Regions from separate parts of the Homo sapiens genome. Here all the other regions are linked to region 4. A link is a loop called in an ENCODE intact Hi-C map of the cell type or tissue named here. Cell type or tissue: IMR-90. All regions are shown on one strand. Region 1 has its middle 40 kb from the start of GTF3C3. Region 2 overlaps STK17B (serine/threonine kinase 17b). Region 3 overlaps HECW2 (HECT, C2 and WW domain containing E3 ubiquitin protein ligase 2). Region 4 overlaps HECW2 (HECT, C2 and WW domain containing E3 ubiquitin protein ligase 2). Region 5 overlaps SLC39A10 (solute carrier family 39 member 10). Region 6 overlaps HECW2 (HECT, C2 and WW domain containing E3 ubiquitin protein ligase 2).

Region 1 (5,000 bases), 420 kb before region 4:
ACAGGCTTTTCAAAATCATTCAGAGCAAGAACAGGAGGAATGTTCCTGCTGTGGTGTTGTAAAGCTAATAGTATTATAATACTATAGTTCATATTGAAAGAATATATACTCCAACATAATACTGAACAGGGTAGGAAAGGAGTTAATGGCCAAGATATTGGGTGAGGATATGAGTAAGGGGGGACTAGAAATGAACTGCATCTCCAGGCCCATAGTCCCTATACTAATGGCTATGCTATGAAACTGCAAATTAGAATTTTGAGGCATTCTCAGAAGAAAATGACCAAATGAACTGAATTTTTTAAGTGGGCAAAAGGTGGATTCTGGAAACCACTTGGGCATGTTAGTGCTGGCATGATTCCAGCCATCTGTGTGTTCTTTGAAGTGATGTTCCTTAGGATACTTACTCTTTTTTTCCAAGCAAAAAGGCCAGCTGCCTTCTCACCCTTGGATTCATTCTAGAATCCAGATAGATTCTTTGATTCTTTGATCAGGATATCCTTGATTCTATAATAACTTCCACTTCAATCTTTTAGGAGATACACTCTTTTTGCTTGGTACTAGACTGGTGGTTCTGAGGACTATCTTACATTTTATGTATCTGGGTTTTAGCAGAGTCTGTGAGGAAGACTGCTGTGATATGCTTATGGATTGAATGGGAAAGTGTGGCTGGTTCTTCAGCCGGTAGAATGACCGAACTCAAAGAATGCATGTTGACAGACTGATGTAGACTGGAGAGAAACTGCAAATGACATGCCACCATGTTCATTAACGACTTAGGTGACAATATAAGGCATGGTCAAATTTGCATGGAGGGAAACTAGAAGTTATAATAAATACCAATACTAATGAATTAATGAAAAATCTCAACAATGTTATTAAACTGAACTGGGGTCTGCTTGCCCAGCATGGTAAGGCCAAACATCCATACCAAGGTTTTCAGCAGGAGAAAGGGGGGCATTTATTTGTAGGCACCTTGAAGCAAGGAGAATTGGGCAGTTTATGCTTAGGACCTGACCTCTTCAATGGCTCATAAGGAAGGGTTTTTAAATGCAGGGGTACATTTTAAGCAAGAGTTATAGGCAAAATTGTAAATTAATACATGGAGGTTCTATAATACATTGGTTTGGCCTAAAAGGGTGGGATATCTTGAAGTGGGGGCTTATAGGTAACAGATTTAAAGATTTTTTTGATTTGTAATTGGTTAAGGAAGAGAAGCTTTATTTAAAATTTTGGGGTCATCAGAAAAGAATGTTGGCCCTGGCTCTTGGGTATGACTTCTTTTAGACCCTTCAGGAAGAAATTCAGAGCAAGGAGTGGCAGCATTTAATCTTCATTTCCCCCTTACTAGAGGTTTATGTGTCAGTGGATCCACTTGGTGGCGGGTCTGGTTTTTTGAAAAACAACTTAGGGACGTATGTTATAAGATGCTCTTTTTAGTTTTTATAGAGACCCAAACCATCCAGTGACTAATTTTTTTGGCTATTGTTTTAAGTTATTATCTTTTTGTTCATTATGTTATTTTTTAGGGCTAGCTAGGTATCTGGAATTTTTTTTTAAGGAATTCAAGATTTTAAAAAAATTTTGTTTGGTGCGGGGACAGGCTGCAGGCCCCTAAGAGGGGTCCCTGTTCCATCTCAAAAGTAACACAGTTACTTTTACCTCCAAAATCCAAAAACCAACAAAACACAGCAAACAAAAAAGACAATATAAACTCCAGGCCAAAAAGAATAAGAGATAACAGAGAGACGACAAAATAATTTTTAGAAACTAGGAAGCAAATGGGCAATTGGTAACTAAATAAACTACAGAAAAATGAAAGCTGAGTGCCCACAGGAGGTGGTGGGGAGAGGGGCAGAAGCAAGCTGATTCAAGACCTTAAAGCTTGTCCACTAGGTTCCTCCAAAGACAGGTGAAGTGTGGTCAAAAATGGGAGCAGTGGAAAGTCTGTTAAGCCACAGTGAGACCCTCCTAGTTAACCCTTTTCACCTATGGAAACTGTCCCACTCCCGCATGGAACACTGGTGGTCTTATTTTCTGGAGTTGTGGAATCAGGACCTCTGGATTCGGGAATACCAGGCAGAGATGAAGGCCAGAGTGTTATACTGAAAGCAGAGGATTAAGTGGACGTCTACACACTGAGCAGCGAGATGCCCAGCTGCCTTCTCCTCCTAAGCTCCTAGAAAACTGGCATCTATTTAACATCCTTTAAGCAGGAAGTTAAAGGGTTCCTTTCTGAGAAATCCTGTCCAAGAAAAAAATGCTCATATATATACTGGCAGTTTGAGGGTTCTCAATGAAACAGCCCATCCTGGCCAGAGAAGCCTGCCTGTGAACAAATCCCTCGCACTGCTGTCAGCTTGCTGGCACCTTGCTAGCAGCATTAGTGGACAGCTCACGATCATCAGACTACTGAGGAACGCTTCAGGACTGGGAGAGATCCATATAAGCAATGGGAGGGGAGGAAGGAACGCAAAGGGAACAGAATTGGTGCAGGAAGTAGAAAAACAAAACGCAGTTCATATCCCCAGATAAGACAATACCATACACATGAAATAAGAGGATGCTATTAAAAGGAAGGAATTCAAAGAATGAGAACATTATAAGATTTAAAATGTAATTGCAAGAATTAATTCAATGAAAATATGAAAATAGAATTTAAAGAGACAAAATGGAAAACTGAGAACATTTCAGATAAGAAAATTAAAGGTTATAAAAGTCTAAATGAGTTCTTTGTGGCAGTTGCCACATCTTATAAATTCATGTACATTTCAGTGTGTGTGACTGCTTGATTATAAATAATTCCAGTGGGAGGAACATACCCTGCAATGATTTTTTATATGCAGTAGATGGCAGTGCATTTCTATAAATTTAGGACTGTATTTCATAAAATTTAATTGTCTTAATATGTTTTGTCTAACTTTCAACATTTCAATAGAAAAAAATCTCAGTCTCGCCCTCCACATTTGAGCAATCAGATCCATAAGCTCTGTTTGTGCGGCTCCCATCAGCATTGAAAGAAGGGCAGCTGGACCCTAGTATGTGTTTCTTGCTGCCCGTTTTTCAGCCTTAACCTAAACAAGTCTAGCAGGTATCAGGGCAACCAGATGAAGCATGAAAAGTCTAATCATAACCCTGAAGATCATACCCCAAATTTATCCTGTTTGCAGTTCAGGGTAAGTATGCTAATGTGAAGAGTGAGAGTTAGCAGGACCACTTGGCATTTTAGTAGACAGTCAGGTGTTTCTATTCAGGGAGTTCAGACAAGTGTAGAGGAGAAAGAGAAAGCCAATAAACAGAAACCTCTGGCCCAGTGACCTGCAACTGCATAAAAGAGGACAAGCAGTATTCAATTCTGTTATAACTAGTTCCAAGGATGCCAAGCCTCTTTTTTTTTTTTTTTTTTTTTTTTTTTTTTTAAGAGATGGGGTTTTGCTTTGTTGCCCAGGCTGGAATGCAGTGGTGCAATCACAGCTCAATGCAACCTAGTCCTCCCTAGCTCAGGTCATCCTCCCACCTCAGCCTCCTAAGTAGCTAGTATTACAGGCATGCACCACCATGCCAAAAAACCAAGCACAAGATTCCTCCTCTCTGGGCAGGGCATCTCTGGAAAAAAAAAAAAAAAAAGCAGCCCCAGTCAAGGACTTATAGATACAAACCACCATCTCCCTGGGACAGAACACCTGGGGGAAGGGGTGGCTGTGGGCACAGCTTCAGCAAACTTAAATGTCCCTGCCTGACAGCTCTGAAGAGAGCCAGCAGATCTCCCAGCACAGCGTTCAAGCTCTGATAAGGGACAGACTGCCCCCTCAAGTGGGTTTCTGACTCCACTGTATCCTGACTGGGAGACACCGCCCAGTAGGGACTGACAGACACCTCATACAGGAGAGCTCTGGCTGGCATCTGGTGTGTACCCCTCTGGGACTAAGCATCCAGAGGAAGGAACAGGCAGCAATGTTTGCTGTTCTGCAGCCCCTGCTGGTGATACCCAGGCAAACAGGGTCTAGAGTGGACCTCTAGCAAACTCCAGCAGACCTGCAGCAGAGGGGACTATTAGTAGGAAAACTAACAGAAAGGAATAGCATTAACATTAACAAAAAGGACGTCCCCTCAGAGACCCCATCCGAAGGTCACCAACGTCAAAGACCAAAGGTACATAAATCCATGAAGATGAGGAGAAACCATCACAAAAAGGCTGAAAATTCCAAAAACCAGAATGCCTCCTCTCCTCCAAGGATCACAACTCCTCGCCAGCAAGGGAACAAAACTGGATGGAGAATGAGTTTGACGAATTGACAGAAGTAGGCTTCAGAAGGTGGGTAATAACAAACTCCTCCGAGCTAAAGGAGCATGTTCTAACCCAATGCAAGGAAGCTAAGAACCTTGATAAAAGGTTAGACAAATTGCTACCTAGAATAACCAGTGTAGAGAAGAACATAAATGACCTGATGGAGCTGAAAAACACAGCACAAGAACTTCATGAAGCATACACAAGTATCAATACCCAAATCGATCAAGCAGAAGAAAAGATATCAGAGATTGAAGATCAACTCAATGAAATAAAGTGAGAAGACAAGATTAGAGAAAAAAGAGTGAAAAGAAACGAACAAAGCCTCCAAGAAATATGGGACTATGTGAAAAGACCAAATCTACGTCTGATTGGTGTACCTGAAAGTGATGGGGAGAATGGAACCAAGTTGGAAAACACTCTGCAGGATATTATCCAGGAGAACTTCTCCAACCTAGCAAAGCAGGCCAACATTCAAATTCAGGAAATACAGAGAACACCACAAAGATACTCCTCGAGAAGAACAACCCCAAGACACATAATTATCAGATTCACCAAGGTTGGAATGAAGGAAAAAATGTTAAGGGCAGCCAGAGAGAAAAGTCGGGTTACCCACAAAGGAAAGCCCATCAGACTAACAGTGGATCTCTCGGCAGAAACCAGAAAAGAGTGGGGGCCAATATTCAGCATTTGTAAAGAAAAGAATTTTCAA
Region 2 (5,000 bases), 210 kb after region 4:
AAAGGCATATAAATCTGAAAACAAGTAGGTCTATTCGCTGGTATCAAGGAATAATTTTTAGAAAATGTCAATGAATTTAACTGTACTACATGTTGCACTATAGTGCACTACGTGTTACACACAAGATGAATGAGAGATTCTTCAAGATATTTATAATCTGGTTGTAGACTAAGGTACAGTCAATTCTCATTATTCATGGTAGTTATGTTCTATAAAGTTCCCATACTTTAGTTACTAATCATTGCTCCTAGGGGAAATACAGAGTTAGGTTCCTGCAAGGCTCTGTTCATAGCATTTTAAACAATTGATCAATGCATAGTTTTGTGTATTTCTATTTAATTGTACATTTAATATATATTGTTGGTTCATTAACATTGAACTAACAGGCAATAGCACTGTAATTCATGCCTGAATGAAGCTTACCTAACTTGTTTTTGAGGGAGAAGGAAAGGGAAAAATGATTGGAAAAATTCAGACTGCAGAAGCAGCCTGCCTGAAAAGTCACACAGCAACAGGCAAAAAATAAAACAACCTTGGAAAAAACTCAGGCTGCACATGGACAGGTAAGAAGATGAGGCTGTAAAACACAGATAAACAACTGGGGCACAGAAGGAGGGGGTGAGTCTCCCGGGTAATCACCAAACTTCACACTCATATAGTGGGCCCCAGTAAAAACAGTGGGCCTTAATAAGCACATTCCTTTCCTTTAGGCACACTAAGCTAGGGAAGCCAGAAGTGGATATTGGAGGGGGATACCTGCAGCTGGAAAAAAATGTCTGGGAACAGTCACAGAAACTCTCCCTCCCAAATAAGTGACACAAAGCAGCACACAGCAACACAGATTAAGAGTCTGCCTAGGTTGTCAAGGAATCAGGTAAAGGCTGATAGAAACTCATGCTCTATGCAGATAGCACACCTGGTCCCAACTAAAGCTTCAGGCCCTAGGAGGATAAGATGCCCCCTTCCTCAGTAGCCCATGTATAAAAACCCTGACATTTTTACTGGAAACCCACTGGGGACCCCTCTCTGACAGCTGTTCTTTCCTTTTACCTGTTAAACTCCTGCTCCAGTTTCTGTGTGGGTTTGTCTGCAACCTCAATTTCCTTGGCCATGAGACCAAGAACCTTGGTGTTTACCCCAGACAATGAGGCTGCTTCATTTTGGGGGCTCGCCCAGGATTTGAAGGTGAATTAATCAGAAGGGTAAGGGAGCAGACTCTCTACTTTCACTTCTGAGGCTTCTCATCCTCAGTTTTTATTCTCTCAAAGAACTATCAAAAAAACAAGGTATCTGTCTGCTGATTAATGAGCCACAAGGGCTAGCTGCCGGTCTTAAAAGACTCAAATGTGAGGCTTGCTGGGGAGGACTTAGTCCATCCCCAGTGCCCTCATGGTGCTGGGAATGTTGGCTCTGTCCAAACTAGTTTTCTGTCACACACAACTTTGCTATTGCATGGGTCTGGAAGAGGTCCTGGAGCAACTGAGGATTTCTGGCCAGGGCTACTCCTGGACTGACCCCAGCCTCCAATTGCCCAACCAGGTGTCGGCCATAGGATCACCAAGCTTTCCTATGCGAACCTTAGTTTCCTCCTTTCCTTTCCACAGTCACCATGTCTCTTGTGCCGTCTCTGTATGCACTGCTGTAGGAGTTTTTACATCCCGGGGAAATAATTCAATTAGGCAAGCTTAGCAACCACCTTAGCAATCAGGAATGCAGGTCAAAGTTTGCTGTTTTCGTGACTTTCTACAGACAGGGGGACTTCATGATCCAGATCTCAAAGACTACTTAACTCCTAATGATAGCACTTCCTGGGGTTGGGTAGGAGGTCATGCCCCACCCAGCGAACATCTCTCTTTCCACCTGGGCTGTTTCCTTTCCCATGTGGGGAGCCAATACTGCCCAGTTGTACTGGATAGCCCCTCTATGAGACAAATGAACTTTCTCCTGCTAGGAGGTATGCTGGGAACAACTTGCCACATGTCAGACTTCCCTCTCTGTCCTTTGTTCAGAGGGCATATGGAGGCAAAGTTACTGCCTGGTATTTCAAGGCTTACAGCGCCACCTAGTGGGATGAGAATTCCCTCCCTGGGCGACCTTGTATGCCCTTTGCCAAAAGCCTCTAGTTTTCCAGTTCTTCTCTTTTTTACATCTGCTAGAGACCGACGTTATGCCCCCTCTGCAAGCAGGAGATCTCTGCTTTCAGCAATGAGGAGAAATATGTCCTCCAAAACCAAATTTTAGTCTCAACATGTACCGCTAGGGTACATGTTCCCTTCTCATTACAGGACCTTAGGGAAATAAAGAGACACTTGGACAGCTTGGGCAGATTTTCTGATGACCCTGATACGTATATAGAGGCTTTCCAAAATTTAACCCAAGTGTTTAATCTAACATAGAGAGAGATGCTATGTTACTTTTAAGCCAAACTCTGTCACAGAAAAGCCTTATAGGCAGCAGAAACATTCAGAGATAAACAGCATATCTCCTATAGCCGGTCTAAAATTCTTTTTTTTTTTTTTTTTGACCAACTCTCCATTAGCAGGAAGGCCACCCACCAATTGACCCTTATGTTCTTTTGAGACACTTATTCCGCCTACAACTAGAATGGCATCTAAATAGAAAGGGGATTTTATGTCTGGAAGTTAACTAGAACTGCCACCTAAGAATACATTCTCTAGTCCGGTCCATAATAGTAGAGTATGAAGCTCAGTCCAGTATACTCCCTCCATTAAAGGACCTTGCTCAAATGCAACTGTTACATAATCTCTCTCAAGACTCACCCATCAAGGAGCCACGCAGGTCACACAAGTCTGGAAGATCAAACGGCAATCACCAGGCAGGGGACAAAGGCTACATGGGTATGCGTGACTATCCCCATTATTTAGCTTCTCTGGGACCATGGTTTGAGGGTCATGCCTGCAACCACTGGGTGGCACACACAGTGCTGGGACCCAGGGACCAGGGAGGGGAACAGTCAGGGGGACGCTCCCATTGTCTTCCCCTCTACCTTGGGTCATACCAAAAAGAACAAGGAGACTGAGGAATGCCTCTTCTCTTGTCTCTTTTCTAGGATGGGTAGCAAGCCATCTTCAGCCTGCACACCTCTGGAGTGCATTTTGAACTCCTTTGACCCCAAAACTAATTTTATTTTGCCCAAGTGCATGGTCGTCTTACCATCCCAAGAGTGAACAGACCTGGCCAGCTGAAGGAAACCTTGACTTTAATCTTATCCAACAATTAGATCTTTTCTGTAGACAGAAGGGCAAATGGTCCAAGGTCCCCTATGTACAGGCTTTCTCTGCCCTGCAAGACAACCCAGACCTTTGCAAGCATTGCACAATCACCTCAGCCCTCTTAGCAATCATATCAGGCAGGTCTATGGAGAGTAGTTCCCCTAAGAAGAGCAGGTTTTAGAGGAGCCATTGGAGGTGGCTTCTAAGTACCCCAGTCCTTCCAGTTTCCCTTATCCAGCGACCCCTCCAATTGTGCCATCAGCTCCTCCAGCTCCACCATCTCTGAAACTCCGCATTGCCCAGTTTCACTCCTACCCCTACAAGAAATGCCAGATGGAAGGGGTACCGCTAGGGTACATGTTCCCTTCTCATTACAGGACCTTAGGGAAATAAAGAGACACTTGGACAGCTTGGGCAGATTTTCTGATGACCCTGATACGTATATAGAGGCTTTCCAAAATTTAACCCAAGTGTTTAATCTAACATAGAGATGCTATGTTACTTTTAAGCCAAACTCTGTCACAGAAAAGCCTTATAGGCAGCAGAAACATTCAGAGATAAACAGCATATCTCCTATAGCCGGTCTAAAATTCTTTTTTTTTTTTTTTTGACCAAGTCTCACTCTGTCGCCCAGGCTGGAGTGCAGTGGTGTGATCTCGGCTCACTGCAACCTCCACCACCCAGGTTCAAGCAATTCTCCTGCCTCAGCCTCTGAGTAGCTGGGATTACAGGTGTGTGTCACCACACCCAGCTAATTTTTTGTATTTTTAGTAGAGACGAGGTTTCACCATGTTGGCCAGGCTGGCAGTCTAAAATTCTTGAAAGGAAAAAGTCTAAAGGAAAAAAAAGGGTAAAAGAGAGACAGGATCCCCATTCTCAATAGAAAGAGTGCCCCTTTAAAAAGTGTAATTGGAGCCCTAGTGATCCCACAAACGAATGGCAAAGAAAACACTTTCTAATGTGCATGTTAAAGGCTTGCAAAGAACCAGAACAAAACCTCTTAATTACTCTAAACTGTCCTTGTTGAACCAGAAACCAGATGGAAACCCCTCTGCCTTTTTGGAAAGGCTGAGAGAAGCTTGAATAAAATATACCTCCCTATCTCCCAATTCAATAAGAAACAGGTTCATTACTTAGGCAGCCCCTGATATCAAAATAAAGTTGCTGAAACAGGCTCTGTCTAAAGATCTTTCTAGTTTTTCTTACCCTCAAGTTACAACTTTGCAGTGTGTAAATGACATTCTCCTCCATGCCCCAATCAAAGAAGTCTCAGAAAGGCACTGAGGCTCTCCTCAATTTCTTAGCTGAAAGGGAGTATAGGGTCTCAAAATCTAAAGCTCAGTTCTGTCAAACTTCAGTAAAGTACCTAGGTCTAATCTTATCAGAAGGAACCAGAGCACCAGATAAAGGAAGGATTAAGCCCATTTCCTTTAACAGTTAAGGGGATTCATTTGTCATTACTGAATTTTGCAGTCTGTGAGTACCTAGGTACAGGGAAATGGCTCACCCTTTATATCACCTCATAAGAGAAACTCAGTTAAAACTCGCCCCCACCTGCTTTGGGAACCTGAGGCTCAAAAGAGCCTTTAACCTGCTAAAGCAATCCTTACTTAAAACACTAGCCCTCAGTCTTCCCATAGGGAAAACATTCAGGCTCTATGTATCAAAAATGAAGGAAACGACCCTGGAAGTTTTAACTAAGGCTTAAAGTCCAGCTCAATAGCTGGTGGGTTACTTAAGCAAAGAACTTAACTTGGCGGCTAAAGG
Region 3 (5,000 bases), 120 kb before region 4:
AATGTTTTGTGACTTCAGTATTCCTCATTTTGGGGCTTAGCAATTTAGGGGCATGATTTATATTAAAGACCTTCATATCTAGAAATAATTTATATGCCTTCTCAGGGTGTGGGAGTATAGGGGTATGAATTGTGAAAAATTGAGTCTCCTTTCCAAATGTATATGCTGTTTTAGGTCGAAAACACAAGAAGTCAAGAATACTAGATGAAAATGTTATCCTTAAAGTTAAAGGGCTCAATATTTTTTATTGCAAATGGTGTTCTAATTTTTTCTGTTATTTATATCATATATATTATTTAACAAAATAATTGATTTTGGGTTATTGTACAAACTGCATTATTGTCTGAATTTCTTTTGTCTTGCAAATTAATTTGCAAGAATAAAATAATTTTCTATTTTATCCTTTGTATTTCCAGTGTTAAAAATTACTGTGGTCTTTATTAAAAGTATGTGTTCAATTTAGTTAAAAAAGATTGTTTTAATGTAAAATGTTTAGTACTTTTTTCCCAAAAGAGAATGTCACAATTTAGAAGCAATCCAGAGTTTGTATTTAAAGGACTGTTTATAAGAAAACTATATGGAAAAAGTTGTCTGAATTACAACATTTTATTATTTTGATGTTTGAAATATTTTTAAAATTCTTTTATCATAAAGTCATAAATGAGATAAGGATATTTATGACCACTATTATCACTCACCTTTGTTTTAGAAGTTCTAACCAATGTAGTTATCTCAGAAAAATAAATCAGGAAGATATAGAAATCACTATTATTTATAAATGATATGATTGACTACTTTAGAAAAAGTTAATAAAAATTAAGTAAAAGGGGCCGGGCATTGTGGCCTACGCCTGTAATCCCAGCACTCTGGGAGGCTGAGGTGGGCAGATCATGAGGTCAGGAGATCGAGACCATCCTGGCCAACATGGTGAAACCCCATCTCAACTAAAAATGCAAAAATTAGCTGGACGTGGTGGCACACACCTGTAATCCCAACTACTTGGGAGGCTGAGGCAGGAGAATCTCTTGAACCCAGGAGGTGGAGGTCGCAGTGAGCCGAGATTGTGCCACTGTACTCCAGCCTGGTGACAGAGTGAGACTCCGTCTCAAAAAAAAAAAAAAATTAAGTAAAAGGGTCTGTGGTCAATCCCAGAAATAATCAAATGAATACAGATTAAACCGAAACATGAGATTTGCTTTTACCTTTCAGGTGGACAATATCTCATATAATAAGTACACACTTATTAAGTGTTTATTGTACATCAAATATCATATTAACTCATTTAATTCTAATAATAACCCTTTCAGGTAGGTACAATGATACAATCCCCATTTAACAGAAATCTGCAGAAATGTTGAGTAGCCTTCCAGAGGTCATAGAGCATGGCAGAGCTGAGATTTGAACTCAGCTATAAAATTCTAGTTCTAGAACCTATACTTTTATCCACTAAGCTGCCTCCAAAGATGGATAACATTCAGTGTTGGTGAAGGTATTTGGAAGAAAATAGCTACCTTCTCTGCACTGCAGATATGGGAATGCTTATCATGCCTCCTTTTCAAAAGGCATTCGGTAACACTCATCAACAGCTTAGGATACAGCTATTTTGCTTCTAAGAAATAATCCTAAGGAAATAATCAGGCAAGTGTGCAATAATGAATGTGAGGGTGTGTTTACAGCATAGTTTACAACAGTAATCTAAATGACCATCTTGAGGGAATTGTGTAACTAAATTATGGTATATACATCATACAGTGGAATGTTAAATAGCTATTAAAAAGGCTGATATAGTTTCATGTTTATTAATATGAATGCCCACTTTACATTTTGTGTGAAAACAAAGCAAGCTACAAAATAGTTTTGCTCTATAGTATCATTTCACCTTATTTATACATCAAAGTGGCTATACATTAAAGTAACTATACATGTATTATGCATGTATAAATCTGGCGAGGCGGGCGGATCGCTTGAGGTCAGGAGTTTGAGACCAGCTTGGCCAATATGGTGGAACCCTGTTTCTACTAAAAATACAAAAATTAGCCATAAATTGCTTGAACCTGGGAGGCAGAAGTTGCAGTGAGCTGAGACCGTGCAACTGCACTCCAGCCTGGGCAACAGAGTGAGTCTCTGTCTCAAAAACAAACAAACAAACAAACAAAACCCATAGAAGTATTTCTTTTTTCTGTTCCCCCAACTCTTATTATTTTGTGGTAAAATTAGGCCGACAATTTCCAGTTTGGTTTTTTGCCTTCTGAATGTGAGGCAGTCTTACATGGAGCTTTTCATGAAGCTCCACGTCACAATTTTGTTTTTGAAGTTTCAACTTTCAAGGTTATATTGATTCTCTATCCCCGAACTGCTCCAGAAATCTAGGTGTGCTGTCATTAGGTGGGGCTAGTGAGCTTTGGATGTTCTAAACTGCAGGTCCCACCCTCGTTTGCCTGAGCTTCCTGATGAAAACATGACTTTTAGGTAATATAATTTATAAGAAAATAGAACTCTGTTAAAGTAACTAAATATAAGCTATCACTGACTGTTAAAGCAGATGATATTTTAAGCTGCATTTAAAATCAACAGATGTCATTATTAATCAGGAATCTTTTGTCAGACAGTCAGAATTTTTCTCTGAGATGCTCTGTATGGATCCTAATTACAATACTCTTCCTAATTACAATACTCTCCTTCCTAAGTGTTAGGAAGAGCTTCCTAAAGCTTGTACTCCACAGCACACCCCATCCTGGGTTCAGTCTTAGCCGATATTGAAGTGCTTTGAGGCAGTTCATTTTCTACTCAAACTTTTAGTTCACATGCTTAAAACTAATGTAGTTGGCTGCGTTCTTTCAAAGTCTTCTTTAGAAGTAATTGTCTGATGCATTTTAGCATCACCCCAGTCCAAGACCCTAAACTGATATGATGTAAAAGAAGAAAGAGTCACTACTGATTTATTGCAGAGAACCCAAACTCTTGGTGTTAGAGATCTTGAAATTCTGTGTCCTTAAAGAGGAATGAAGCCTACCCCTTCTTTCTTATGTGAGTGGATTAATTTGCTTACATGGTCTCTGTAGGCAGAACAAATACAAAGGTCTTGCTGAGTTGCCTAAACATATTCCTTAGAACAGAACTGCTATAAAAAGCAAATTTTACAGAAAATAAGCTTTAAAAAAAATTTTGTCAGAGGCCACAATTTCATCATGGAGTCTCACTGGTTCTTACAGATGGGGTTTAGTCTCATTTTTTGTATTCCCAGCCCTGGCATTGATTTGCTCAAATTAGAAGATTATCTTATTGGGCAGTCTCCCATTGATAAGCCCTGCTCTGGAAATATACCAGGCTACATTTATTGGGCCCATGTTTTTTTTTTTTTTTTTAGTGCTTTGGGGTCAGTCACTCATTTGATCATGCATAGAAAAATCCCAGAATTGTTTTCTGAGGAAGATTTTGCCCAGAAATGATCCCTCCACCACCCTCCATGCAGGAGAGGAGTGGTCTTTTGTGCAGGTGCTCATGTTGGTTAGCTTTCTTCATCTTCATAAAAGGATGAAACCCTTCCAAAGTGGCTTTGCACTGGATCACATGTCAGATGTTCAAGGTCAGATTTATATTAGTGGATATTACCTTGAACTTTCTGTTGCCAGTTCTTACAAGAAATTCATTATAAAGAATTACTTGGAAAATAGGAAGCCCAGACATGGCTTTAAGAGTTAAAATTTAAGTCTAAATTTACCCTTGGACTGAGTTGGGAGTATAGTTGTTTATCCAGCACCATTCTAGTGAGCCACACATGTTAATTTTTAAAAATAGCCAAATTCAAAACAGATGAAATTAATTTTAATAGTATGTATTATTTAACTCAGTATATCTAAAACACTACCATTTATAATCTTGTAAAAACTTATGATCAATATGTCTTATTGATGAGATATTTTAATTTTTTTGTGCTAATTCTTTAAAATCTGGTGTGCATTTTATACTTGCAGCATATCTCATTTTAGGCTAGCCACATTTCAAATGATCAATAGCCACATGTAGCTAGGAGCTCCTGTAATGGACAACACAGTGTTGTACCATTACTGAGCTATGTATGCTTGTTCCTGAATTGGGCCTATTGGTGTTAGGCCAATGAGATGACATAAAAATGGTAATACAACACTATAGTATTTGATGTAGTTAGAAGAATGGAGACTAATACTTCCTACACCATGAAGACCAATTGGAGAAAGTTCTCCAAATAAGAAATAAATCATTTCTTATTTATTTACTTATTGAGACGATGTCTTGCTCTGTCACCCAAGCTGGAGTGCAGCGGTGTGATCTCGGTTCACTGCAACTTCCGCCTCCTGGGTTCAAGGGATCCTCCCACCTCAGCCTCCCAAGTAGCTGGGATTAGAAGTATGTGCCACCACGCCTGGCTAATTTTTGTATTTTTAGTAGAGACGGGGTTTCACCATGTTGGCCAGGCTGCTCTCAAACTCTTGACCTCAGTGATCCTCTTGCCTTGGCCTCCCAAAGTGGTTGGATTACAGGCATGAGCCACTGCGCCCAACCATCAGGAAATCATTTCTGTTTATCTTATGGATGGGGAATGGGTCTGTGATTCTTGTAACTCTTTGGATGTTAGAAAGATCAGAGATAAATTAATGGCCTGTTTCTAGTGTCTGAACAGAGGAGAAAAGCATGAGTTCTGGGTATAAACTTTACCCCACATTTCTTTTCTTTTTTTTTTTTTTTTTTGAGACGGAGTCTCGCTCCATCACCAGGCTGGAGTGCAGTGGCGCGATCTCAGCTCACTGCAACCTCCGCTTCCCAGTTCAAGCAATTCTCCTGCCTCAGCCTCCTGAGTAGCTGGGATTACAGGTGCGTGCCACCACGCCCAGCTAATTTTTGTATTTTTAGTAGAGACGGGGTTTCACCATGTTGGTCAGGCTGGTCTTGATCTCTTGACCTCGTGATCCACCCGCCTCGGCCTCCCAAAGTGCTGGGATTACAGACATGAACCACTGTGC
Region 4 (5,000 bases):
GAGACGGAGTCTTGCTGCGTCTCCCAGGCTGGACTGCAGTGGCGTGTTCTTGGCTCACTGCAACCTCCACCTCCTGGGTTCAAGCGATTCTCCTGCCTCAGCCTCCAAGTACCTGGGATTACAGGTATGCATCACCATGCCCGGCTAATTTTTGTATTTTTAATATAGACAGGTTTTCACCATGTTGGCCAGGCTGGTTTCAAACTCCTGACCTCCAGTGATCCACCCACCTTGGCCTCCCGAAGTGCTGAGATTACAGACGTGAGCCACCGTGCCCGGCTGGATGTCATTTTTAAAACCCATTGTCTGGCTAGAGCATTCTTAAAGGGACTCACAATGGAATGTTGGTTGAATCTCTGGAGCTGATTGCATGGAACTTTTTTTTAAAATTGTGAAGAGATTAGACAGTTTCTAAAATATTTTCCACCTCCAATCCTGAAAATGCAAAGTATTTAAAAATGTTTGTTTTTATCTGCAGAAAGGAAATTTGTTTATCTTTAACTCACCAGAAGTCCAAACAAAGGTTTAAAAATCTCTGAAAATTGATCTATTAAAGTTCCAGGGAAAACCTGGATTTGAGCACTACGTAGGCTATTTGTGAATTTAAGATGGCTTTAGTTTGTCTGGATAAATCCCCAGAGGAGGCAGGTAGTCCAAATTTATTTCATTATAGGGCTTACCTGAATGGATTTGAAGGACAAAACCAAGTATAAATGTGGGTAGATGAGCCTCAGGGCATTCAAGAGGAGGGCCAGCTTCATCTACACTTACTTGTCATAAGACAGTCAAGTATTCAAGAGAGCTCAGGCTCACAGAACCTGAATGGGTCATTTGTGCAGTATGCATTTGTGAGTTTTAAAATTTAAGAGGTTTCAAAAGTACTGGCAGGCCAGAATGTCTGTTTCATTCTATACAGTCTTTTATGGGTTGTGGTCATTCATTTATTCATATTTGCTTTCTGTTCTTCCTTCCCTCCTTCCATCCATCTGTCCATCTATCTCCTCATCTATCCTGAAATATTCATTGAGTGCTACCTTTGTGCTGGGTCTTATTCTAGGTGCTCACTAAATCTTGTATCAATGAGTGAGCTTAGAGTACTAAACTTCATCCTACATTGCTATGTACTGAATTGATATGTGATCATTGAGGAATATGACAAAACACTGATATTTGTATAAATTACATAGCGATTTCACATACTTACCCATCCCAGCCCTGGGAAATGTATATAGGATTAGGAAACAGTATGCAAGTGACAACTGTGAGTGAGAGTCTTTTCTCTGAGTGGTGCTCAGGTTGGTACCTTGCCAGAATAGATGTGTCATGGGTGCCTTTTTATTTGGTGTAGATGGGGTGGCCTCGGTCTCTTATTTTTACTATCAGAGCCTTTTCTGTAACTTTCACCATTCCTAAGTCCCCTCCCACCAATATCAGAAAGGTCTTTTTGCCCCTTGGATGGAGATTTAATGCTTTTCATCCCCCATCTTCACACTTTATATTTTAGGCCCAGTTAGTTCTCTAGTCCTATTAGGTTTCTGCCACATCTGCATGGATATTGTCCCTTTTGTTTTTCTGAGTTTTAGCAGAGGAAAGCCTGGCCATTTCAGGCTCCACTGGCCCTTGTTAAAGAGAAGACAACTTCCAGTGACATGTAACTGACAAGTGAGCATGTCACTGGCATGTGGGTAAATTTCCTCAAAAGCATGAAGAGTAAAGCTGTGAATAAGAATCATAATATTAATAGTTTAATGAAAACACATAGGACAATGGTGAAAGTCATGTTCTAGAATAAATTACGATTAGCTTGATTCTTTAAGATTATTCTACCTTTTAAGTAAAATAGATATGATTAAAGGAAGAAGGACATTTTTATTCCATCCATCTTTATGCTTCAAATATTCAACTTCTAGAAACTTGGGGAAAATCCAGACTCTCTAAATAGGAACAGGCTGTTAACTACTGCCTGAGTGAATCGTGTAGCTATTTAAGATGATGGATGAGATCCTAGTCTGAGGCAAAACCATTTCTTGCAGGGAGTGGCTTGTAGAACCTTTTTGCAGAGAGGGCTTGAAATATAATCTTATATAAATGCCTAGGGTTAATACAGCTGAGTTGTGATTGCTTTTCTAAAAAATAATTTTGAATAGGTAATATACGAAAGAGTATAATGTTTAAAAAGTATAAAAATTGAAAGTAAACGTCTCCCCAGCTTCATGTCCAATTGCCAGTTTTCCCACCCTGAAGGCAACCACTACAACCAGTGTCAAGTTATCTATCTGGAAATATTTTATTCATATACAAACCCAGAAATGTATTCTTCTTTTAAACAGGTGGTAGAATGGTTGATTTTAAATGCAGTGTCAGAATTTCACAGTTACAGAAACCCCTTTACTCGAGAACAGGTTTAAGTTCCTAAACACTGTTCAAAGCCCCTCCGCCTCCCCAACTTGCCCTGGAATATGCCCAAAGTGACGTCTCACAAATGACCACCCTCCAACCCATGGTAGAGGGGAGCAGGCATGCTGCTACCCTGAGGGACATCTTCATTTGTATTTATGAAAATTAGTAAGTCAAAAATTTGAAAATAATGGGGCTTTTCTGTTTAAAGAATATTCAAATACAGAGTGCTAAATCTGTATTTTAGCAATGCTATAAGCAAATGTATCCTGAAGATTATCAAAAGGGGCCCTTATATTGCCATGATCTATGACTGGCTTCAGCTGTCCAGAAGGGACCTCAGAGAGCAGATGCCGCTCATCCTCTGTTCTCTTCCTCCTGAGGCTAGACCTGGCTCAGCCGATATCAGGTCCTTACAGGTTCGTACAGGATGCCTTTCCCTTTTCCTAGCTCACTGCCCTCTGAGGCAACATGCTTTCGATTAGTGAATTCAAAATACTCTTTTTATAGCCCAAAAGAATGGAGGTAGATAGATATATAACATATATTATATATTTGGATACATATAAGTATATGCAAATATTAAAATGTTTCTATACAAATATATATTTTATATATATATATTTTTTTATTTTTTTCCCATAATTTGAGGCCAGCAGGGGGAGATGTTGCCTGCCACATCAGGCTGTGGGAAAAAGCAGCTAGGATAGATGGACTCATTCATTGCTCTTTGGTCCATGTCCTCCATCTCTCCTGCTTATGAACAGGAGGGCTGGGCTCTGTGGATCACTGGGGTCCTCCCTAATCAGTCATCGTGCCTGTGCTTACTTCCACCTGCCTTTGTATATATTTCTCAGAAATAGCTTTTTACAAAAAAAAAAAATGCTCCTCTTGCAGTCAGAGGTTACACATTGTAGGTGCAACAGAAGCCTGTGCCCCTGGGCACCAACTTCCCTTTTCCATCCTTCTGAGCATTCTTCCGTTACCTCTTCCAATAACCAAAATATTCAAATATATTAATCAAAATGCTGCTCTCCCCCTTTGTCAGAGGGGATGTTGCTTAGTTACACCATTTTAAAAAATCTTGTATGATGTTCTAAAACATTAAATAACATTTAAAGATGAAAACTCCCACTCAGAGTGGAACATTCTGATATTTTTAGGGGCAGGAATCTTCACTGATGTCCTGCTGAAGGATCCAGCTAGTTTTCATCCCTACGCAAACCACTCCTCATTCTGTCCAGGACTGTTTTCCTCTCTAGTGACCAGCGTGTGTGGTTTTGTAATGGGTGATCTGTGGAAATCCCCTCAGCTTTTTGTTCCTGCGACACACAGCTCTGTAGCACTGGTGGGGGTGGGGGGATTGGATCATGCCCACAAAATCTACTTTTGTGCAATTCGAGATACATTGATCTTAGTTTCAGGGATTCTACTTTGTCATCTGGGTTGGAGATTTTTGTTATAGCAAGGAATAAAGTAACACCCAAAATGGGTCAGCTAGCAAAGTTGGCATGATTATCATCATCCTCCAAAAAAAATAAGCAGTCACATTTTTTTTATCTCATTGTCTGTTACCTAGTCGACTATTAAAACCTTAGGAAAAGAAGATGGCATCCTAACTTGAGACAGAGTTAGGGGAAGATATCTTATAAAAATGCACTTCTCTCTGTGGAAAAATGGCCTGCTCACTCGCTAACCATTGATTTGATCTATGAGGTGCTGCCTGTAGACAGAGCCACGGATGTTTGCTTCCCCAGCATGAAGAGTGTGATACCAATGAGCTCATGTCCAGAGAATTCAATCCCCATGCATGTTACCACACTTTATTCTGCTCGGACCGTCCTCGTGCACACTACTTAGCTTTGTTCTTGCAGACTACATGCTATTCGTCTTGGAAAAAAGCAAGTGGGAGAGTAAAGTTTGCTCAGGTCTGTCCAGCTACTACTATTTCAGAAATAACCAGTAATCTGTGTTTGTGTTCAGGAAAGTCATTTGCAGAAGAGTTCTCAGGGAGGCAAAGTAATAGTAAAGCTAGAATTCCTGCGTAGGTCATCTCGCCATTCTTCAAACCCAGCATGCTTCATCTGTGCCTCCCTGCTTTTGCCACTCCTTAACTCTCTCTAGCCCCATTTTGCTCATCCATTAGACCTGTTTTTTCCATGACACCTTTCTGACTCCACCATGTCCTCTCTCATCTTCTCTACGCTCTCTATGCTGTTCGACCTGGTGCTCTTCCTTTTTAGTGTGTGTCTTTTGTATTTTGCCATGCCTGTGATTGGCATCTCAGCAGCTACACTACAGAACAGCCACTAGACCAGAAACCTTTCCTTGATTCCCTTGCACTTTCTGGCACATTGCTTCCTGGCCATGTGCTGTGGCAGGTACGTAGTAAAAATCTTCTGGCCAATGATGCTTATTAAATTATGAATTATTGGATAGTGACTCACATAAATAATATAAGGACTCAATATTTTTACCCCATAACAACTTTTGTTTTTTTGAGATTTAGTATTTGTTCATTGGTAGGAAGAGTGTAATGATATAAATTCCTGGAAGAGGATTTTTCTTCAGTTATCATATCTTTCTCTTAAAATAAGGAAACC
Region 5 (5,000 bases), 670 kb after region 4:
GTTCTGTCCCTACTTCTCGTATATCCATTAAATGTGGTATTTTGTATACAGTACAGAACCAGGAATCAGAAACCTCTGTCTCTAGTTCATCCCGGTTGTGCCACTGTTTTCTCTCTGCAAAACAGGGAAAATAATACCTACACTTATCCACCAAATAAACCAATGTATACGAAACTGCTTTGTAAAGCAATTAAATATATTAACCTAAGGTATTACCATTATTAGATGTAGTATTATGTATCTTTCACTTAAATTACAAAAAGTATGGTGGAGGGGGAGGAGTCTCTCTGTTGTGACTCTTTTGAAAGAATGCTAACAAAATATTACAAGAGCACATGCATCGTTAGCACATCCAAGACCTGCTCTAGATTGCAGGAGGCACCCAATTCACTAGTATCTGAGCAGAAGTTGGAAAGACTCACTACACCTTACCAGTTTCACTGACATTAGAATATTCTTCAAGGGATAAAAAGTATTTTAGTAATGAGTTCTCAGCAGGGACCACAAAATCCTCTTACAGCTTCATGGTTTGCTTTTTCATCCCCCTACTTCACCAGCTATCTAATCTACTGGAAATCATATTCACAGTTTGGAATGCCACTGCAACTCTTCCAATAAATAAATAAAAGCACAGTTCAGGCAACCCAATCTTTCCACTGAGATTCATTCATGTAAAAAGTTAAGTGCATGCTAATTAAGCTTGGGCATTAACTCAGTTCTCCTGTTTCACTAACTTGAGAGAGAATATAAACATTTATACCTTGATTTAAAGTATCAAATCAATCAACAACACATCATATCTATCTTTATTGTATTCTATACATTCATGTACAAACCTACATTTTCTCATCAAATGTCAAAACAATTACCTGCATTTCTGCTTTTCAGCCTTTCATTACAGGGAACCTGGAACCATATTGGAGAAAGCTACCTGTAATATTGCTACCTCTGTTCTGCTATTTGTGAATACAAACATCTGAGATTAGTAAATGCAGTCGTTGGGATGTCTTTTGAAGCTACTAAAATGTTTATGATTTTAGTTACATGCATTATGAAGCAGACTTACAGTGCTAACCAGCCAGATGCAGTGGCTCACACCTGTAATCCCAGCACTTTGGGAGACCAAAGCAGGCATATGGCTTGAGCCCAGGAATTTGAGAGCATCCTGAGCAACATGGCCAAACCCCATCTCTACAGAAAATGTTTTAAAAATTAGCCAGGTGTGGTAGCCCATGCCTGTAGTCCCAGCTACCTGGGAGGCTCAGGTGGGAGGATTACTTGAGCCCGGGAGGTCAAGGCTGCAGTGAGCTGTGATCGTACCACTATACTCCAGCCTGGCAACAGCTTATTGTTCTCTTTCCACTCATCACTGACAGCTGTCTTTATTCTAAAAATAGCTACTGCTGCACTACCTCAAATCTTTATTATTCCATGCATTTTCACCCTTCCCTTTTTCAGTGTCTTGTCACTGTTATACATCCTTGATTTTATACCAGCTTGCCATTGTAAAAACTGCCAGCTAAAATGATCCTTCTTTTCCATGACGTCATGGGAAAAAAATAATCAAAAAATCTCCAAGTCAATCTTTGTATAACATTGACTTTTTTTATGTTTCAGACAACACAGAGGCTACTTATTCCCCAACATGGGAGCTTTCTGTCCAATTAATTTTTTAAAACTACATAAAATTCTTGAACATAGAGTCTTGACCACATTCCCCTTTCTTATATAGCTACATTCAGAAACACAGAGCTGGGGTCTTTTAATATATGCATATTAAATAAAAGGACAAAAAAATCAAGCTAATTATTACCAGAAAAAACAAAGTTGTGCAGGAAAGTAGTCATTTATTACAATGGCACATTGTATAAAATAATATTTATAGCATAAAAATGTAACCCCAATTACTGTTCTAAACCAAAATTACAATGAAAATTGTACGGAGAAACTGGAGTACAGGAAATAGGAAGGTATGCACAGAAGTGAAAGAGCACTAAAATCATTCTTCATTAAATAGATAATGGTTAGAACTGAAAATCAGCTGCAAGTAATGAACATGTTATCTGGAGACATGGTAATGAATAGCAAAATAATCAACTAAAGGAATTAAGGGGTTCCTTATCTCTCTAGGCAGAATATGAAAGGAACAGACAGGGGACTGATTTTTCCCCCCAAGAAACTTCACACAACTATTTGATTCTTTAAACTATATTCATGTATAACTTTGAAAAAAACCTAAAAGTTGGCAATTATAAATTAAATTTTAGTTGACAAACCAATAAAATAATGTCACATGTGGAAGAAAATGAATTCTAGCTTTAAGATTTTCACAAGCATTTGTCTGTGGGTTTTTCAAGTATTTATTTTTTGAGGCAGGTTTCCACTGTTGCCCAGGCTGTAGTGCAGTGGTGCAATGATAGCTCACTGAAGTCTCAAATTCCTGGGCTGAAGCCATCCTCCTACATAGCTGGGACTACAGGTGCGCAGCACCACACCCAGCTAATTTTATTTATTCATTTTTTTGACAGAGTCTCGCTCTGTCACCCAGGCTGGAGTGCAATGGCGCAATCTCTGCTCGCTGCAACCTCCATCTCCCAGGTTCAAGCAATTCTCCTGCCTCAGCATCCCAAGTAGCTGGGATTACAGGCACCTGCTACCACACCCAGCTAATTTTTGTATTTTTAATAGAGACGCCATGTTGGCCAGGCTAGTCTCAAACTCCTGACCTCAGGTGATCCAGCCCCCCTCAGCCTCCCAAAGCGCTGGGATTACAGGCGTGAGCCACCGTGCCCGACCTCACACTGGGCTAAATTTTTTGTCGAGATGGTGGTTTCCCTATGTTGCCCAGGATGGTCTCAAACTCTTGGCCTTAAGTAATCCTCCCACCCCGGCTTCCCAAAGTGCTGGGATTACAGGTGTGAGCCACTGCACCCAGCCTGTTTGCAGTCTGAAACACAATATGCAAACATTTTAATTCCAATTTGTGCTATTATCTTTGATTACTTGCTTCGAATGAATTCCAAGATGAGGGGAAAAACTATAAAAACTTTAACACTTTTCAGGTTTTGTCATATACTTACTTTCCAAATTGATTTCTAGAGAAATTAAGCTTGGTTATACTGCCACCAGCAGTATGATCATAGCACTCTCATTCACATTATTATAAATTTTTAAATAAATAAAAGGTCTTACTTTATTTTTAATTCATATTTTTAAAGTTATTCCTGATGTCTCAATATTTTTTCCAACATATATGAGCTTTTACATAACATGATTCAGTCACATTTTCTGCAAAAACCCTGCAGTTCTGTTCCTTTTTATTTTGATCATGTTTTCCCTTTCATGTATAGATGTTTTCATGTACATGCAATGAAACTTATTAAGGTTTCTGCAATTTCTTCTATGACTGCTGCTAAATTTTAAAAGTTTTTTCTCCCCATATTTTAGTGTATATTTTCTTATTTTTTTTTAAAAGAAAAGCTATAATTAAAAATAACTCCTAAAAAACTAAAACCCCTAACATCTATTTCTTTTTTAGGAAAAAGAAAAATGTCAGTTGCACTAACATCCAACACTTTCACACACATATCAGTTAACTAAAAAACCTTAAGTACTTGTGTTTACGCAAAAATCTTCACAGAAAAAGATTTAAGAATTTGTTTTAGAAATTATATATTCCATGAAATTATATTTACAGTGAATTTAAAGAACTTTTTTCTTAATATATTTCAGTGATTTAACTTTAGCATACCTTTCTGATTTTCAATTTTTAACTGGCATGATTATTTGCTTGAAAATAAATTCTATATGTACACTGTATGTGCTTTCATAAGATGTTATATACATTCAATTATTCACTTTATTTGGAAAAAACGGGAGAGAAGGAGGAGGGAAAGGGCTGAAAAACTAGTTGTTGGGCACCATGCTCAGTACCTGGATGACAGGATCATTCATGCCCCAAACTTCAGCATCACACAATATAACCCAGGTAACAAACCTGTACATGTACCCCCTGAATCTAAAATAAAAGTTGAAAAAAAAAAAAAGAAAAAAACTATAGACTATCCTAATTTAAAACCCAAATCTTTTTTCTGTTTTAATATACAATTTACTTTTCTCTTATTTCTTTTTTTTTCATAACTTCTATATTCTTGAAACACCATAAAATCAAAATCTTAAAAACAGTATATTCCAAACATTAAAAAATTATGAAAATATGATATGCTTTTCTAAAAAAGGTCCATGGGAATAGAAAACATGATCTCACTGCCTTATAATGTATATATACACAGAATACGTTATGTGTATATTATACTATCTTATTATTACGTTTTCTTACATTGTTTTACTGATCTCATTTTATAATGTAGTAACACACCATGTATTGTTTCATTTATATTGATAAAGTATTTAAATAAATCTTTCCCTAGCCCCTTTCATCAAGAAGCTATGTTCCTCTATAACACAGTGCAAAGTATATTTCTTCACATGCAAGCAAAATAATGTAAGGAGTCATCTTCAGTAGAAGTGCACTGAGTTAATATACCAAAATATTTGTTTAAAGGCCTGTAAGCATGCAGTTTTGAATTGCTTTATGAGGGGAGTGAGAAGATAGGAGGGAAAGGGGAAGGGAAAGAAGACATGAGACATAGGCGGCATAAAAATATGATCCATTTCCTGCTCTGAGAGAGTTACAAGGAAGACACAATCAGCTTTTCAATTAGAAAAGGTAAACTGTGAGAGAGCTACATAAGTAGCTACAAACAGTGTGACAGTTCGGTGGTAACCAACAGTTGAAGGCCAAGGGCTTCACATTCCTTTTCCGACTCCAAGCATAATAAAGCATAATTCCCTCTGCAGAGGAAAAATGGAAAGCGGAAAGAGACAAAAAGCTTCTCTACTATGTAGGTAAAGAACACCTGCAAATTCACATTACCTATGAATTGATCATTTGACTGAACATTTTTCTACTAAAGTATTTTACCGCAAGAGCAGCTATA
Region 6 (5,000 bases), 60 kb after region 4:
GGCTCTCCTAATAGCCTCTTTCATCTTTGATGACCTAATTAACTATCTGATCATGGAAAACTTACAATTTCTAATTGTACTTAAGATAATGGGTTTCATTATTACCTTGAGTCAATTTTACTTTGAAAACTTACAACATTGGGCCCCTAAGGATAATGATAGATAGCACTTGTATAGTTTTAGAATTAAACAAACAGACCAAAAAATGCTTTGCTACATTGTAGTCCATCTTACTGCAATGCTGAGGTAAATGGTTTATGCTCATTCATGATTTCATGTTATCAGAGATTCTGCAGTGATCATGACAGACATGGCTTCCATTCTTCTAACACATTATGGGGGAGAAATGTCAGGAATGAAGGAGACATGTTTTTGTAAGAAACATATAGCTCAGAGAACTTAAGTGACTTACCCAAAGTTCTAGACGGTATGTGATGAGTTTGTATGGGTGTGTAATGGGCGACTAAACTGGAAAGGCATGTAGGCAGACTGTTAAAGAGTAATGAAAAACTGACCAAAGAGTGGGAATGTCTTTTCTGTGGACAATGGATAGCCATGAGAAGCTTTGTATTGGGGTGGTGATGTAATTGAAGTGTTTAGAAAGAATATTCTTATAGTAACGGGCCAGTTAAATGACTATGGTGATAGAGATGTGGAGCAGCTGAGAAGCCACCAGCACTTACACACATAAAATAAAGTCCCAAAATAATGGGGTGGTGTTCAGGCTGGGAGGGGACAAATAGAGGACACTACAGTGAGAAAATGAGAAGGATTTTGTGGCTTACTGTATAGGAGAAGGAAGAAAGAAGAGAAGTCAATGATGTTTAAAAGTTTCGGCCAGGCGCGGTGGCTCACGCCTGTAATCCCAGCACTTTGGGAGGCCAAGGCAGGCAGATCACGAGGTCAGGAGATTGAGACTATCCTGGCTAACACAGTGAAACCCCGTCTCTACTAAATACACAAAAAATTAGCCGGGCGTGGTGGTGGGCGCCTGTAGTCCCAGCTACTCGGGAGGCTGAGGCAGGAGAATGGCATGAACCTGGGAGGTGGAGCTTGCAGTGAGCTGAGATCGCGCCACTGCACTCCAGCCTGGGTGACAGAGCGAGACTCCGTCTCAAAAAAAAAAATTTTTTTTTTTAAGTTTCAAGGTGGTAAGAACTTTATAATAACCACATATGACAGTAAGAGCTCAAAGACCATCAGTTAAGAGAAGCCTAAATGTCCATTCTTCTGGCTTCCTTCTTGGATCATGTCTTTGGTGACTATCTCGTGGAGCATTTCCTAAAACCAGGCATAATGTTCCTTCCTGCTCTCTTCGTTCTGGATCTCATCTAAGCTTGGCTTTCTCTAATCTGATCTGTCCTGTGTGGGTAAGGAGAAATTTCCCCAAAGATTGAAAATTATGAGAAAATAGAGCTAAGATTGTGACTCAGAAGTGAGTCTTTTCCTGACCGTCTGATGTTATAAGTCAGCTAAGACATGTGAGCGGCATGTATTTGACTCAGTGTATTGTATCCTAGGCATTCTTTGTGGACCACAACTCCCGCACCACCACTTTCATTGATCCCCGGCTCCCACTTCAGAGCAGTAGACCCACAAGTGCGCTGGTTCATCGGCAACACCTGACAAGGCAACGCAGCCACAGTGCGGGTGAGGTGAGTCATGCGTTTTGGGGACTGACCTGTTGGTTGATAGAAGCTTCTAGTATGTGATGGTTTGAGGAATTTGACTGATTTTTTTAAAGCATTTTTTCTTTTTTTTTTTTTTGAGTTTGATTTAGAGGCTGAAAAGCTTTCGAATGTTGACAGGGCTTCTCTGGAAATACATACAGCCTAAATCACAAATTTAAAAAGGTAGGATATATGAGGCAAAACTGACGAAATTTAAGATTTTTTGACTCAGAGGAAGGTGAGAGGGTGTTGATAATGTACTAAAATGTTCGAGACAGGAAGATGATAAGCCCATTTGCACACCCATTTTCAGCCTCACAGGAAGAAATGAATATAACTTGGTTAAATGTGGAATTTCTTTATATATATATATATATATTTTTTAATTATACTTTAAGTTCTAGGGTACACGTGCACAATGTGCAGGTTTGTTACATTTGTATACATGTGCCATGTTGGTGTGCTGCACCCATTAACTCATCATTTACATTAGGTATATCTCCTAATGCTATCCCTCCCCCCTCCCCCCACCCCATAACAGGCCCCGGTGTGTGATGTTCCCCTTCCTGTGTCCAAGTGTTCTCACTGTTCAATTCCCACCTATGAGTGAGAATATGCGGTGTTTGGTTTTTTGTTCTTGTGATAGTTTGCTGAGAATGATGGTTTCCAGCTTCACCCATGTCCCTACAAAGGACATGAACTCATCATTTTTTATGGCTGCGTAGTATTCCATGGTGTATATATGTGCCACGTTTTCTTAATCCAGTCTATCATTGTTGGACATTTGGATTGGTTCCAAGTCTTTGCTATTGTGAGTAGTGCCACAGTAAACATACGTGTGCATGTGTCTTTATAGCAGCATGATTTATAGTCCTTTGGGTATATACCCAGTAATGGGATGGCTGGGTCAAATGGTATTTCTAGTTCTAGATCCCTGAGGAATCGCCACACTGTCTTCCACAATAGTTGAGCTAATTTACAGTCCCACCAACAGTGTAAAAGTGTTCCTATTTCTCCACATCCTCTCCAGCACCTATTGTCTCCTGACTTTTTAATGATTGCCATTCTAACTGGTATGAGATGATAGAATTTCTTAAGTGAAGTTTTCTATATTACATTAAAATATCCATCCAGGGATATGGGATTATGGAATCCTCACTAGTATTCTTTAAAATTAGGATATTTTTGAGAGAGTTGATTTATATACTTTATGTGCCTGGAGAAAAAGGGCTGAACTAAGAATTACTAAAAACTGCTCTACTTTACCGATTTGCAGGGACCAATGGTAACCACACGAGGGCCCTCTAATATCCTAACCAAAAAAAAGAACAAACCTTGTTTCAGTTCTTCCTTTTGCAGCTTCAATATATAAAAGAAATGTCTTAAGTCAAGTTTTCTTCTCCTTCATATGGGCTTATGATTTGATTATATACCATCACTTGATTTACATTGTTTCTGAAAATTCCCTTAGACAATAGAATTTGGATCCTTTACCCACCTTTACATGCCTTTTCTGTGTCTATGTGCATGTCATATTTTCAGTATTATATTGTACATCAAATATCTTTGTAGCCATATATTTTGTATAAGAAAAAATATGAATACAATAAATAACTGGATCTGATTCATCAAAATTCTACTCTTGGAATTTCCCCTCGTGATTTATATACTTGCTCCAATGCATCATGTGTTTGCTGGTTGTAAGTGCAGATATAGAAGGGTGCACATGAGAAGCTCATATAAAAATGATATACAAATATATTACAGGATGAGGTATGTGCAAAAATTTTTCTGTTTTATGAGTAGCTAATAAATCTTTACCTTGCTGTCATGTAACCCATTAGTGGTGAACTGAATGGCACTAACAACATTCATCTTAAAAGCAGAACAGACCTCTCACCTTTGGACCTTGTGTGCGATGTGTAGCACAATTAGGGCTCTGTCTGATATTTTATTGCATAGCCCGTGCCCTTTAACCACTCACCTTATCATGACTTCACAGTATGAAGCTGGCTGTTTGGTCTAGTTAGGACTATTTTTCTGGGAAAACATGCATGAGATTAATAGCTATACTTTCATTTTCTTTCAACCCCTCTACCTTAAAACATGAATATTTTCATGGTCTAGTAGTAGTAGCCTTTATGAGAGAGGGACCCTAAGGGATACATTAAGACTTTTCCTCCTATGGCTGGAAACTGAGCAGTGGCCCAGAGATAAGTCCATACAGACTGAGTGTCCAGCCCTCCACATTGTTAAACCTTCCGGGGGAGTGTCCTTTCTGACACAGCTGTTGGAAGCATGCACATCCTGAAGTGCTGCCCATCAGAGGGATTGCCCACTGTCCGCTGGTCTGGTTGCAAAGACTGAGGTCTTAGGGAGAAGACCTTTGGCTTTTCTGGGAAATGATGAGACATGGCAACATACTGTGAGGAGAGAAAGTATATATTGGAGTGTTGAAATGATAAGTTATCTGACTAACAATCTGTACTTAGTGATCAGATCTCCCCAGAGAATAGCTGTATTCATTCCTCAAAGCCAGTAACTCAAGAGAAGCAGGATGAGAAGACTTCTAGTTACATACATGAGTCATTTGAGCCACTGTCTTATATTCCTTCAGCAAATATTCCATTCAGTAGAAATATTGATGTCTTTTCCATCTAACAAGTTAACACCAAACACCTGCTACAATGAAGAAACATAGTGGTTGCTGTTATGAGGGATGCAAATAAATAACACATTTCCTGCATTCTTTTTTTTTTTTTAAGACAGAGTCTTGCTTTGTCGCCAGGCAGGAGTGCAGTGGTGCGATCTTTGCTCACTGCAACCACCACCTCCCGGGTTCAAGAGATTCTCCTGCCTCAGCCTCCCGAGTAGCTGGGACTACAGGCACCTGCCACCGCGCCCGGCTAATTTTTGTATTTTTAGTAGAGATGGGGTTTCACCATGTTGGCCAGGATGGTCTCGATCTGTTGACCTTGTAATCCGCCCGCCTTGGCCACCCAAAGTGCTGGGATTATAGGTGTGAGCCACCGTGCCTGGCCCACACATTTCCCGCATTCTTAATAGGAAAGGAAAATATGAAACCCTACTACAAATGAATAAAAATATGAACGAAAAATGCTTTGTAAATTTTCTTTTTTAATAGTTGGGAAAGAAAAATATACCTTTAGATAATCATGTTTTCTTCTTTTTATTTATATCTTTCCAGCTTTAGTGAGGTATAATTGACAAATAATATAAACTGTTCACAATGGCAGCTGCTTGTTCTGTTTGTTCTGTGGGAGCTCAGAGGAGGTTGTATTTAACTTGGGCTTGAAGGAGAGGGAAGAC

Evidence for each region. Peaks named below come from ENCODE experiments on the same cell type or tissue, not always from the same donor. Only the 100,000 strongest peaks of a DNase experiment are listed, where the experiment ranks them.
Region 1: a loop joins it to region 4, with 7 times the contacts of the local background. A loop is called at or near these places in 3 of 110 quality-filtered maps.
Region 2: it touches region 4 in a loop (4-fold over the local background); 24 of 110 quality-filtered maps call a loop at or near these places.
Region 3: it touches region 4 in a loop (11-fold over the local background); 14 of 110 quality-filtered maps call a loop at or near these places.
Region 5: a loop joins it to region 4, with 6 times the contacts of the local background. A loop is called at or near these places in 8 of 110 quality-filtered maps.
Region 6: a loop joins it to region 4, with 2.3 times the contacts of the local background. A loop is called at or near these places in 6 of 110 quality-filtered maps.

The regions. Positions count from the first base shown.
Region 1 is chr2:196,756,915-196,761,914 of GRCh38, reverse strand. No RefSeq gene overlaps it. Among named protein-coding and RNA genes, the nearest start is that of GTF3C3, 40 kb to the left of the region's middle. In IMR-90, a CTCF peak has its summit at 2,835 (motif pointing right); no DNase peak of the experiment used is centred here.
Region 2 is chr2:196,128,590-196,133,589 of GRCh38, reverse strand. STK17B (serine/threonine kinase 17b) reads left to right here. Exons shown (of 8, transcript NM_004226.4): 8 at 1-7. Among named protein-coding and RNA genes, the nearest start is that of STK17B, 40 kb to the left of the region's middle. In IMR-90, a CTCF peak has its summit at 2,064 (motif pointing left); no DNase peak of the experiment used is centred here.
Region 3 is chr2:196,451,160-196,456,159 of GRCh38, reverse strand. The region is part of intron 1 of HECW2 (HECT, C2 and WW domain containing E3 ubiquitin protein ligase 2); the gene reads left to right. Among named protein-coding and RNA genes, the nearest start is that of HECW2, 140 kb to the left of the region's middle. RefSeq lists an enhancer at 2,060-2,159. In IMR-90, a CTCF peak has its summit at 2,388; a DNase peak (open chromatin) is centred at 2,399.
Region 4 is chr2:196,335,596-196,340,595 of GRCh38, reverse strand. All of the region lies in intron 3 of HECW2 (HECT, C2 and WW domain containing E3 ubiquitin protein ligase 2), which reads left to right. Among named protein-coding and RNA genes, the nearest start is that of HECW2-AS1, 78 kb to the right of the region's middle. In IMR-90, a CTCF peak has its summit at 3,075 (motif pointing right); a DNase peak (open chromatin) is centred at 4,175; H3K27ac peaks cover 1,016 bases.
Region 5 is chr2:195,662,838-195,667,837 of GRCh38, reverse strand. All of the region lies in intron 1 of SLC39A10 (solute carrier family 39 member 10), which reads right to left. Among named protein-coding and RNA genes, the nearest start is that of SLC39A10, 8.1 kb to the right of the region's middle. In IMR-90, a CTCF peak has its summit at 3,106; no DNase peak of the experiment used is centred here.
Region 6 is chr2:196,275,183-196,280,182 of GRCh38, reverse strand. HECW2 (HECT, C2 and WW domain containing E3 ubiquitin protein ligase 2) reads left to right here. Exons shown (of 29, transcript NM_001348768.2): 15 at 1,521-1,655. Among named protein-coding and RNA genes, the nearest start is that of HECW2-AS1, 18 kb to the right of the region's middle. In IMR-90, a CTCF peak has its summit at 2,953; DNase peaks (open chromatin) are centred at 462, 1,462, 2,972 and 4,202; H3K27ac peaks cover 382 bases.